Regions from separate parts of the Homo sapiens genome. Here region 1 is linked to region 2. A link is a contact called in ENCODE Hi-C or POLR2A ChIA-PET data. All regions are on one chromosome and are shown on one strand. Each heading gives the region's core, a stretch centred on a gene start or an enhancer-like site at or near the end of the contact. The rest is flanking DNA. Distances are from core to core; before and after follow the strand shown.

Evidence for each region. A loop is a pair of places that touch in the nucleus more often than their neighbours do. ChIA-PET counts read pairs that join two places held with the same protein, here RNA polymerase II (POLR2A).
Region 1: a map of endothelial cell of hepatic sinusoid shows a loop between it and region 2 (6-fold over the local background). The contact joins two enhancer-like sites. A Hi-C loop is called at or near these places in 1 of 168 maps with a recorded cell type or tissue (endothelial cell of hepatic sinusoid). POLR2A ChIA-PET finds 5 or more read pairs at or near these places in 1 of 52 experiments (OCI-LY7).

What each region holds. Positions count from the first base shown.
Region 1 is chr1:185,878,165-185,883,347 of GRCh38, reverse strand. All of the region lies in intron 4 of HMCN1 (hemicentin 1), which reads right to left. Among named protein-coding and RNA genes, the nearest start is that of HMCN1, 150 kb to the right of the region's middle. Within about 2 kb of position 2,252, at least 2 of the 41 ENCODE cell types and tissues checked have a DNase peak (open chromatin) inside an H3K27ac peak, as active enhancers do.
Region 2 is chr1:185,800,909-185,806,808 of GRCh38, reverse strand. All of the region lies in intron 1 of HMCN1 (hemicentin 1), which reads right to left. Among named protein-coding and RNA genes, the nearest start is that of HMCN1, 69 kb to the right of the region's middle. Within about 2 kb of position 2,453, at least 2 of the 41 ENCODE cell types and tissues checked have a DNase peak (open chromatin) inside an H3K27ac peak, as active enhancers do.

The DNA.
Region 1 (5,183 bases), core at 1,003-3,502, 77 kb before region 2:
GTGGAATACATAAGCATATACATTTGTCAAAATGCACACTTAATATGAATGCATTTTGCATTTTAGTTCATGCAGCCAAATAATACTGGTAGAAAGTATTTTGTGAGTATTTTAGCATATATTGAAATCTGATTTATATCAACAAGAATACAAAGATAAATGTCATAAGCATGCTTTCTTTGTGTTCATAATGAAGTGAAAGACACACAAACACATATATATGTATATATTGTATTCACTCACTCATTCTTTTCATTATTCAAAAGCATAGTAATTGAACGTTACTTTAGGGTAAATTACTACAAGCATTTAAAGCAAAACCCTTGTCCTCCCTGCCCTTAGGAGCTCACAATCTGGCACTATAATAGAGATCAGAGAAATAAGACAGTATGATGAAAGAAAAGATAGATTCACGTAGGCACAAGAATTCAAGAGTCAGCTATGATGGAGGACTCTACCTTTTGCCATCTTTGTAAATGCTCTCCCTCACCAGCTATAAATAAAGTATACATTTTTAGGCCTTGATTTTTGTCAAATATGAGCAAAAATTGTCTTCTTATAATCTTTGAAGAGTTGAATACATTATAAATAATTATTTCTCATGGTTGAAAGCCCAAGGTGATGGCATCAGATGAAAAAAATTCATAAAATATACTTCACTTGCTATTTCCATCATAAAAGCTAAGTATTATTTTTATCATTCTTTATATTATAATTTCTGAAGTGGGAAAATGGTGACTTCCAGGCTTACAGCTTTACATAAATGAATTCCAAACAATTTCATTTTTTTGTGGCAACTACCCATATCAATGTTTTTCAAACTTTTTTAAAAAAACAGGATACTTTTGTCAAATCAAATGGTACACAGAAAAGAAATGTAAAACAGGTAAAAGCCAAACTGTTCCAAGATCTACCCTAAACAAACTCTGTAGAGCTCTGTTTAAAACCACTTAGCTGCAAAATCAAAGAATAACATTAAAACTGAAAAAAAAAAAAACATTCATTTCTTTGACAACACATTAATTTCCTCAATATTCTATCAGGAAGGCAACAATAAGCTGTGAATGCTCCATGAGAGTTTCATTAGCATTGCTTCATTCCATAACTGCATATAAATCAATGAGTATCTGTAAAGTCTACTATGGTCAATGCAGCTAGCCCCATAAGTTTATGTGACCTTTAAAATAACTCTTATATACTAATCTCCTAAAACAAAAATAAATGTAATTTTCTCAAAAAAAGTCATTAACTCTGATAGATCTTCAAATAGGAAATGAATAGTTTTCCATTTGGATGTTAGTCCTTTTTACATCTGTTTAGGGTAGACATTTCTAAAAGAAAAAAATATCTTATGAAATTCAGAACTTCAACTTTCCAGGCCCCATCTAAAAGAGGAAGTACAGGGAAAATCCAAAAAGAGAAAACACTAAGAGACTTCTCAAAATACTTTTGAAGCTGCAAAAATATTCAGAACAAGTTTGGATGTGAGTACAAATGAGTTTTTATTTTATAAAAACTGGCTATTTCTACTGAGCTTACTTTTGAAGCTTCACCTGAAAATGAACTTTATTCTGTTTAATATTGCAGACTGAATTCATAACAGACTTTGTCTAAATTCATATGTTCAGCATTATGTCTTGTTCTACATTTCTAATAAAAATGATGGACACTGTGATAGGGGCAGGAGGCAGAGAAATTCTAGGCAGAAAAGGGTAGGTCCCCAGCAAAAATCCCAAGCCAAAAAGCCTGAAACCACAGCCCAAAGTGAGAACTTATATCCCTGTTTTCCCACTGGAATGTTGTCCTTTCCTAAACCACCCATGGCTCCACCCTACCCCGTCCTGTGCCTATAAAGACCCCAGACTCAGCTGGCAGAGAGAAGAAGAAGCTGGATACTGGGGACTATGCCTGGACGTCAGAGAGCAGCAGCTTGACTTTAGAGGGACAGCTTGACAGTGTAACTTTGGAGAAGAATTTGACCAGAGATGGCTGGACTTCAGGGGAAGATTGCCTTCCTACTCCATCCCCTTTTCTGCTCCCCTTCCCATTGAGAGCTACTTTCACCAGCAATAAAATCCCCCACATTTACCATCCTTCATTTCGTTCATGCAACTTCATTTTTCCTGGATGCCAAACAAGAGCTCTGGAGCCATGAGTGCAAATATGAAAGGCTGTCACACTGGTCCTTTGCCCTCACTGGCAGAGAGGCAGCCACCTCATGCAAAATGGCATAGGGCCCACTGAGCTGTTAACATTCAAGCCATCTGTCAACAGCAGAGCTAAAAGAGCAGTGTAACATGCCTTCTGGGACTTTGGGAGTCGCAGACACCACTGGCTGGATGCTGCCGCAAAGATTTTGCTCCTGCTGGTGCCCAAAAGCACTCGCTCTGGCTCCTGCACATGCTCACCTGCGCGCTCCCTCCCTCGAGGGGTGGATGTCATTATATTTGGACACAAGGCCACCCTGCACATGATAAAGCTATCAGAAAGACAACTCCTTTCTTCTTCCATTTACATGGGGGTTATTATAACTAACACATAGCAGTAGAGCTGAGATTTTACTCCAGACTCTTCTGGTCCAAATCCCAACTTCATTCCCCTATTTCATTCCTTCAAACATTCATTCAACAAATATTATGTATCTAGAAATCTACTATATGCCTGGCACTCTGGTAGGCAGCAGAAATATTAAAAATTAAAGACAGAAGCAGGTCTTTCTCTTGTGGAGTTTACAGCCTGGAACAGCAAATGCATTGTTATTATTATACAACATGATGATATGAAGAGAGAAGGACAAAGGTCAGGCAACTTTCTCAAATTTAGTTGGTGGTTGGCTATTGCAACAGAGGCTGGAAAGTTTTCCAGGATTAAGGAAGAGCCCATTCAAAGTATCAGAGGAAAAAGCATGATATATCAGTGAAAGTTAAAACAAACAGACAAATAAAAGACATTATAACTGGACCTACCATGATTCACATCTACATTAAATTTGGCCATCCCCTAGTATGGAATTACCTGCAATTATCAATCTCCTTTTTGTACTTTTGCTTTATGTTCTATGCTTTTTTTCCATCAATCTGAGCTTTTATGGATTCTTCTAGACCAAAGTCTTCACCGTGACTTCCAAAATGTCCATTCCAATGTTGGACTCCTTATGCCAAATCTTTACTGGAAACTCAAGATACTTCCTAACCCCAAGGAAAATATATCCCTCATCTAGGCTAGTCTCATCTCCAACAACTCTATTTGATGAAAGTTATTCATTATCCTGCACCCCATATATCTTAGAGATTGAACCCAGGGCAGCCTTTTCATTCCCCACTCCTGCCTGCTTCACAATGGATACAGCTCTGCTCCTTTGAGACTTGTACCATCTCTCTTTATTGCTGCCTCACCACTATTTCCTCATTTATTGAAGATTTTGTTACCTGGCTCACTTTCTCTCCATAGCAAGTCTTACTGTCACTACAGTGTGAATTCCACATTCAGATAGATGGCCTATCCAACTCGCTGACCTCTCAATGACCTCCTCAACTCTTGTAACCCTCCTCACTGCTCCATTTCGCCCACACATTCCCAAGGCCAACCAATGAACTTGCCATCAACTGGGTTTGCTCCAGACGTCTTACTTTCTCACAACAATCTGCAAATCCTCCAGCCTCTTTACTCAGATGCTCCTCTAAAACACTTTTGCTCCATAAGAACCTGCCCTAATCTACTTTTGCTCAATATTGAATCCTTAAAGTCTAACACATAGTAAGTAGGCCTCAACAATGTTATGGAATGAATAAATAAATAAATGAGTGAATGAGTGACTTAATAGTAAAAATATAAATAAATAAGATAATGGTAAAGAGACAGTCAAAAGATCACATGAGTCAGGCAAGGTGATTCACACCTCTAATCCCAACAATATGGGAGGCCAAGGTGGAAGGATTGCTTGAACCCAAGAGTTTGAAACCAGCCTGGGCAACATAGAAAGACCCCCTCTCTACAAAAAAAATCAAAAATTAGCTGGGCATGGTGGTGCACACCTGTAATCCTAACTACTCAGGAGGCTGAGGTGGGAGAATTGCTTGGGCCTGGAAGGTCGAGGCTGCAGTGAGCAGTGATCACAACACTGCACTCTAGCCTGTGCAACAGAGTAAGACCCTGTCTCAAGCAAAACAAAAGGCCATATGGTCAGAGACTAAGCAAGATACTAGGCAAGGAAGGGATTGGTTGACTGGGAAGGCAATTATGAAAATAGAATGGAAAGCATTTTACCAACTAACTAAATGTGGACAGCAAACAAAGAGAGGATGACTCAGGCCACTTGAGCCTGGATAACTGCAAGAAGTGTGCTAATATCAAGAGCAAAGAGGAGTATTAAAGAAGAACATGTCCAATGAGGAGCTTCTATCTTACAGGTGTTGGGAGAACAGTCAGATCAAGATGACCAAAGGACAGTCTGAACATAGGATGATGGCTGAAGAAGCAGTCAGGGCTGAAGACTTGGACATCATCCGCACAGAGTAAAAAGGAAAGCAGTAAGATCCATTCATTCAAAACATTCAGTTAATAACTATTAACTGAGTACATGCCAAATGTCAAACACTGTTTTAGGCAAAGACAAAGGATATGTAATATAATATTAGATAGAGAGAAGTACTGTAAAAATGAAGTCGATAATGGTGTTGAATATAGACCCCAAAATCCTCTACAAAATATTAGCAAATCAAATCTACCAGCACACCAAAAAGATAATACATCACAATCAGGTGGGTCTTATTCCAGGGATGCAAGGGTGGTTCAACATCCACAAATCACTAAATACATAAACAAACAGAATTAAAAACAAAAACCATGTGATCATCTCACAGATGCAGAAAAAGCATTTGACAAAACCCTAAATCCCTTCATGGTAAAAGCCCTCAACAAACTAGGCATCAAAGGAACATACCTCAAAATAACAAAAGCCATATGCAACAGATCCACAGGTAACATCATACTGAATGGGGGAAAGTTGAAAGCATTCGCACTAAGAACTGGAACAAGATAAGGATGCCCACTCACCACTCCTATTCAACATAGTACTGAAAGTCCTAGCCAGAGCAATCAGTGAAGATTAAAAAATGAAAAGCATCCAAATTAGAAAAGAAGTGAAATTACGTCTGTTTGCTGATCACATAATCTTATACCTA
Region 2 (5,900 bases), core at 1,204-3,703:
AGTGGGCATTTTATAAATTCTTTCATAATAATACATCAATACAAAACTTTGTAGTGGGTTACATTTAATTTTCAAACTCAAAAAGGCTCTTTCTAAAATGCAAACCAGTTTGTAAAGGTAAAAGAAGCAAGATGCAATGCCATCGTACGTGAGAGATGCTTGGTTCGAAAATGGATCAAATCAAAGATAACAAAGAAAAAAATCAAAGATAATTTGCTGAGTTTTAAGTGATGTCTTATGTCTTTTTTTTTTTTTTTTTTTTGAGACAGGGTCTTACTCTGTTGCCCAGGCTACAGCGAAGTGGCATGATCACAACTCACTGAAGCCTTGACCTCCTGGGCTCAAGCAATCCTCCTACCTCAGCCTCCTGAGTAGCTTAAGACTATAGATGTGTGCCACCAAGTCCAGCATTTGTTGCTGGATAAAACTTTCCTGTTAGGGCTCATAAACATACAAAGTAAATCTGAGAAAAGCACTCCCTACATATTGGAAGGAGTAGAGACTACTGCTTAAGAATGTGGGCTCCAGAGTCTGAGTGTGCTTGAATCCCATTTCTGTCTCTTATTAGTTGTTCAGGCATTTAATCTCTTAATGACAGTTTCCTCATCTATGAAATGGGGGTAAAATAGAACTACTTCGTAGAGTTATTTAAATGAGTTAATAAATGAAAGAACTTAGAACTATAATATGTAACAAGCTCTTAATAAAAGTTACCTATTATTATATTATTATTATTATTATATCAAGTTTGTACATGCTTGGATTCACTCTACAATCAGCTCTTAATTTCTTAAGCTAGAATGACTCTTCCACAATGGGGAATATTTTCCCTAGGAATAAAAATGATAGGATCTTTTTTAGCTCTATGTAAAAAAAATAAATGGAAAATGAACCATGCCCTAACCATGAATGTGGCACCAAATGGTAATGATTAGAGCACATATTTTGTCTGCACCAGAATCAGCTCAAGTATTGACTCTACCAATATAGGAGCAGGACACAAGGCTGACATGCTGTGCTGCTCACAATACCTTCAGAAGTACCTTTTGTGCAGCATGGGTCAGGGTTAGACATACGCAGTAGAGAGAGGCAGTGACAGAGAGAGGGAAGGAGAGAAATAGCACATACACTACAGCAAAATCCTGCTTTCCAGAATAAATTTGCAAAAAGATCACATGGTTAAAATGTTTCTCTAAAGTAACTTTGCCTAAATATTTTTGAGGGATATAGAATACATGTATTCCTTTTTTGTCCTTTATCAATAATGAGATATGACAAAAACTCAACTATAATTCCCATAAAGCTCAGAAGTACCAATGAAATAGTCAGTCACTTTCATTTCACACACACACCAAATTGTCATCTCTACCTAAATGTTATTATGTAATGACAAAATTTTTACTATTTTCAGAGGGAAGATATTTGAACTTTTTGGCCTCTGCACTTGATAATTAGAGGATGGGGGTACAAAACTGTCACTTGTCCATTTCATAAGCATATCTGGGGGTTGGAGTACCAATAAAAAATATTTTGGGAAATAAAATTTAAAATGTTGCAAATTCTACTGTACTTATAACTGTGAAAAGTATTTTAATGTCTTTAGAATTTTTTAAAAATGCTATTGTATCTCACAAGCTTTTCTCATGCTCCCAGTGTAAGGTTAGGCAAGTGAAATTTAAATAAAAGACTGCCATCAATGTAAGGAAAATATGCCATCAGAATAATTTTTCCCCACTAAAAACTTAATTAAAATGGTTCAAGATACATTTTCCACTAGAATCTGTCAGGTGTACAATTCCTTCCAAATGCTAATCTCATCCATTTTTCTAACCAAACTATTACAACAAGTCAATAGAGAAATAGTATAGTTTTTTTTAAAACTAGGTCAATAAACATTACCTCAATACAAAGCACATTACTTTCTAACAGCAGGAATCTGTAGTCTCGTCATAACATTCTAAGCCCCCTCTGAAGTTTAAAGAGCAGGGATTTAGGAAGACTATAAAGAAGGAACTACTACAGCCATGACAGGAAACAATTAAGACATAAATAAGAATTTCTGCGGAATCAGGTCAAAGTAAGGACACATTTAAGAAATGTCCTAAAGGTGTGAAAAACAGACACAAAATGAAGTAATGGTTGGAAGGAGAGGTAGAAGGTCTAGTTAGTGCTAAAAGAACTCGTTTTAAAAAGAAACCTAAAAGCTTTGAGTTGAAAGTCCTAAACCTGTTTTTAAAAATCCACACTACTAAAAAAATTCATAAAGACTTTGAGTTGTGGGATTCCATGATCAATCCTGAGATCTTGCAGGAAATGAAGCTGTAGTATTAAAGTAAATCAGGCTTCCTTTTCCTTTAGTCAGTGAAGCACTCTCAAGGTATTTAGAAGAAAAAGATCTAGTTATTTGAGTTTAGGTAATAAACATTCCAGATGACTGTCAAACAGACCACAACTCAACAAACACTAGAATCATGATGACTGCAGTTATAATGTGCAAAGCAGTCAATGTTTCAGTAAGCAGACATACAAATTAAGGATTTGTTAATACCATTTTTGTAATACTCTATGGGTAATTGTTAGTGTTATTAACTTTGCAATTTGTTAGTGTTACTAGGAAAACTAAAATTATACTTTGAAAACATAGAGCATATAAAATGCCCTCTTTAGCCATTTCAATTTTTAAATGAAAATTTTAAAAAAATCTGACTAGTAAACTCTTTGTAATGGTTGATTTAGAAGGTATGAAAAGAGATGAATTTAAAAAAATGTCTCTTTTCTGTACCAATTCACACATCTGGGGCTCTAAGAGGAATATTTCAAAAATAAAGACAAATAATTTATTTTTGTTGACAGATAACTAGAGGATCCAAGAAGATGTATTCTGAAGACAGCAATTGAATGATAGCCAAAAAGCAATGACTAAAGTTTGCTGAATCCTGGAATATTGGATCAGGAAGGCAACTTGGATATAATCTCTTCCAATGCCTTTGTTTTATAGATGACAAAACTGAAGGGTTGGCTTACCTAAATTTACACAAGTTGTTAGGAGAGGATAAGAAGGTTTTAACAGAAATCAAAAAGAAATTTTTAGCATGAAAAGTAGTATCTGAAGTATAAGGAAATTTGAGAACAAGTAGAATTCTACCTAATCTCACTTCCCTATTCCTAAACAGGTACTAACTATTCAAAAGTGCCCTTTCTGCCTCATCCTTTTCTGTCCATTTTTTAAATGTTGAAAGAATATCTTTTGTTAGAGACTTACTTTTCAACTCCCTTTTTTCCCTCACCACAAATCGTTTTGGAAAGTAAAACTGACTGGGAGAAAAAATGCTATTGAAGAAAAAATAATGGATCTTTCTGCTCAAATGACCAGATGTTGCTTGAATTCCACAGATAAATATTCATCTTTGCTTCTATAGACTTAAGTTACTATGATGAAAGTTTGTAATGAAACTGTAGTCATAAAGATGTCAAAGCTATATATTTAAGGTGTTTATTAAGGTTAAAGTAAGTTTACAGGACCTTATCTTTCCCTTTTTTATCTTACTATATTTACTCCCCAAAGTCAATTTCCTCCTTGTTTTGTTTTTTTTTTTTTTTTTTGCTTTTTTTTTTTTTTTGGTTCTGCTAATTTTAGTAGAGGCATTTACTAAAAAAGATACTTTTTCTTCTGTGAAGGTTATTTTGAGGGAGACTCAAGAAATTCACAGAGAATTCTGACAATCCTCTATGCATAGATTTGTGCAAATAAGCATTCGGATTCTAGGAGCCAAAGAGAAAAAATATGCAGTAGGAGCTTTATTTTTCTGGAAAGTTCTATCTCTCTACTGCATATATCCAAATACTCCCTCTTTTCCATAGCTTTTAAAGCTTTCAAGTTTCTACAATTTATAAAACACAAAAACAAAACAACAAAACACCTCCCTGTTCCCCTTATTCTCTTTCACTATCATTCCATCTTTCTCCCCCCACTTACAGACAACTTGCCGAAATATTTATCTGTGATCACTATTTCTTCATCTCCACCAAAGCTTCAATTTTAGTTAAGTCTGGCTTCTCTCCCGACACATCACCAAAACAATCCTGAGTCAAGTCAATTACCTTTATGACACTAAGTCAAATAAGCACTTTTCAGTCTCCATCTCACATGGTCTCTCAACAGCATTTGGTACCACTCTCATTCTTAAAACACACCCTTTCCTTGGTGGCCTTGATATAACATTGTCCTGGTTTTCTCTTTCCTCTTTCATCCTTGATTCTGGGTCTTTCAGTTGCGTGCTCTTTCTTCCTTACCTGGCAAATAAGGATTCTACAGCTCCTAAAGGCCTATTCTTAGGCCATTGTACTACACTTTACCTAGGTGATTTCATCCATGCCAATGGGCCTCAGTTAAAAACTACGCATGGTGATTCTAGTCTAAGGCAACTTTCGCAGAATCTCTTATATCAAGATGTCTAGTCTACATTTGTACCGAAATGTCCCTAAATCATCTGTAGTTTGATGTGTCAAAACAAAAATTTATCATTTCACCTCTACCCTTCAATCTGATTATTTTCTACTGGTTCCCATGTCTATGAAAAGTACCTATGTTCATCCAATTGCACAATCCAAAAACTTAGGTGTTGACATGATTCACCCCATGCCTAGCCTCACTCCTCCCCTACCCAAGCCATCACTAAATCTTATCCATTTTATCCATTAAATAGCTCTTGAACTTCTCTACTTTTTCTCATCTCCTCAACCACAACCTTAGTCCTTTTTATCTCTCAGAGAACCTAGGGTATGTAAAGAGCCCTAACATTTCTTCCATCATTCACTATGAATTCCTCTCTAATCCATTCCCTACAGGGAACTGAAGTATGTTTTCTGGGACATAAACATGATTATATAATCTACCAATTAAATCCTTCCAATGACTTTCTATCGCTCATAGGATGCAACTGAAACTCCTAAGCATGGACAACAATGCCTTGCATGGTCTAGTTTCTACCTACGCCTCCAGCCATCCTTAACTCCCTCCACACCTTTTAGTTTCTCTTACTTGCCTTGCACACTTTTATTCCATAGGACCTTTCCTCTCTGTCCGTTCCCTAGATTGTTCTTCCCTCTACCTTTCCTCTTATGAACTGTTATTCCTCCTTGCCATTTAGTTCAGTCTTCACTCCCCTTAGGAAATTCTTGCCTGAATCATTGAACTAGTTCATACTCTCTAAGTCGCATTTACATTTTCAACTGTTTAATGTGACTATTTAATCAATTTTTGTCTCTCCACAAGACTGTTAGCCAAAGTGAGAAGGGACTTCATCTGGTTTTGCTTTTCCACCATCTCAGGGCCAAGTGAGTATCTAGCATGTTGCAGAAGCTCAGTGTTTGTTGAATAAAGGAGCAAATGACCAAACTACAAACCTAGAGTACTGAACCGTTAGAACAACCTGCAGTTGTTGGATATCTCATGAAATAAGTGGAAGAAGGATGGATCTAATCATTTGAGCTGCGATTTTTTTCCAGAGCACTTATTTTTCTTAGCACACAAGTGACAATATCTTAGCCCACCGACTTCTTTCTGTTTTGGCACTCATCACTAACATGAATAAATCTGAATTATTGACCAAACCCTAACTATGCAAGTCTTTCATAGTAGCATTATATACTTTTTTTCTTTCAGGAAGTAATTTGTTTTTCTACTCAATTTAACTGAAAACAAATGAAGCACCTCTTGTGTACAGTCGTTATATCAGGTGTTGTGGCACTGTGCTTGTTCATTGTCAAAGTTTTGTTTTGTTTTTAGATGTATCCAAAACATCTCATCTTTTGCTTTGTACAGGTTTTTAAAAGCTGCAAAGATCAGAGTAGAGTAGTGACCCAAGAAGAGTACAAACACTTCTTTAATAAAATTATTA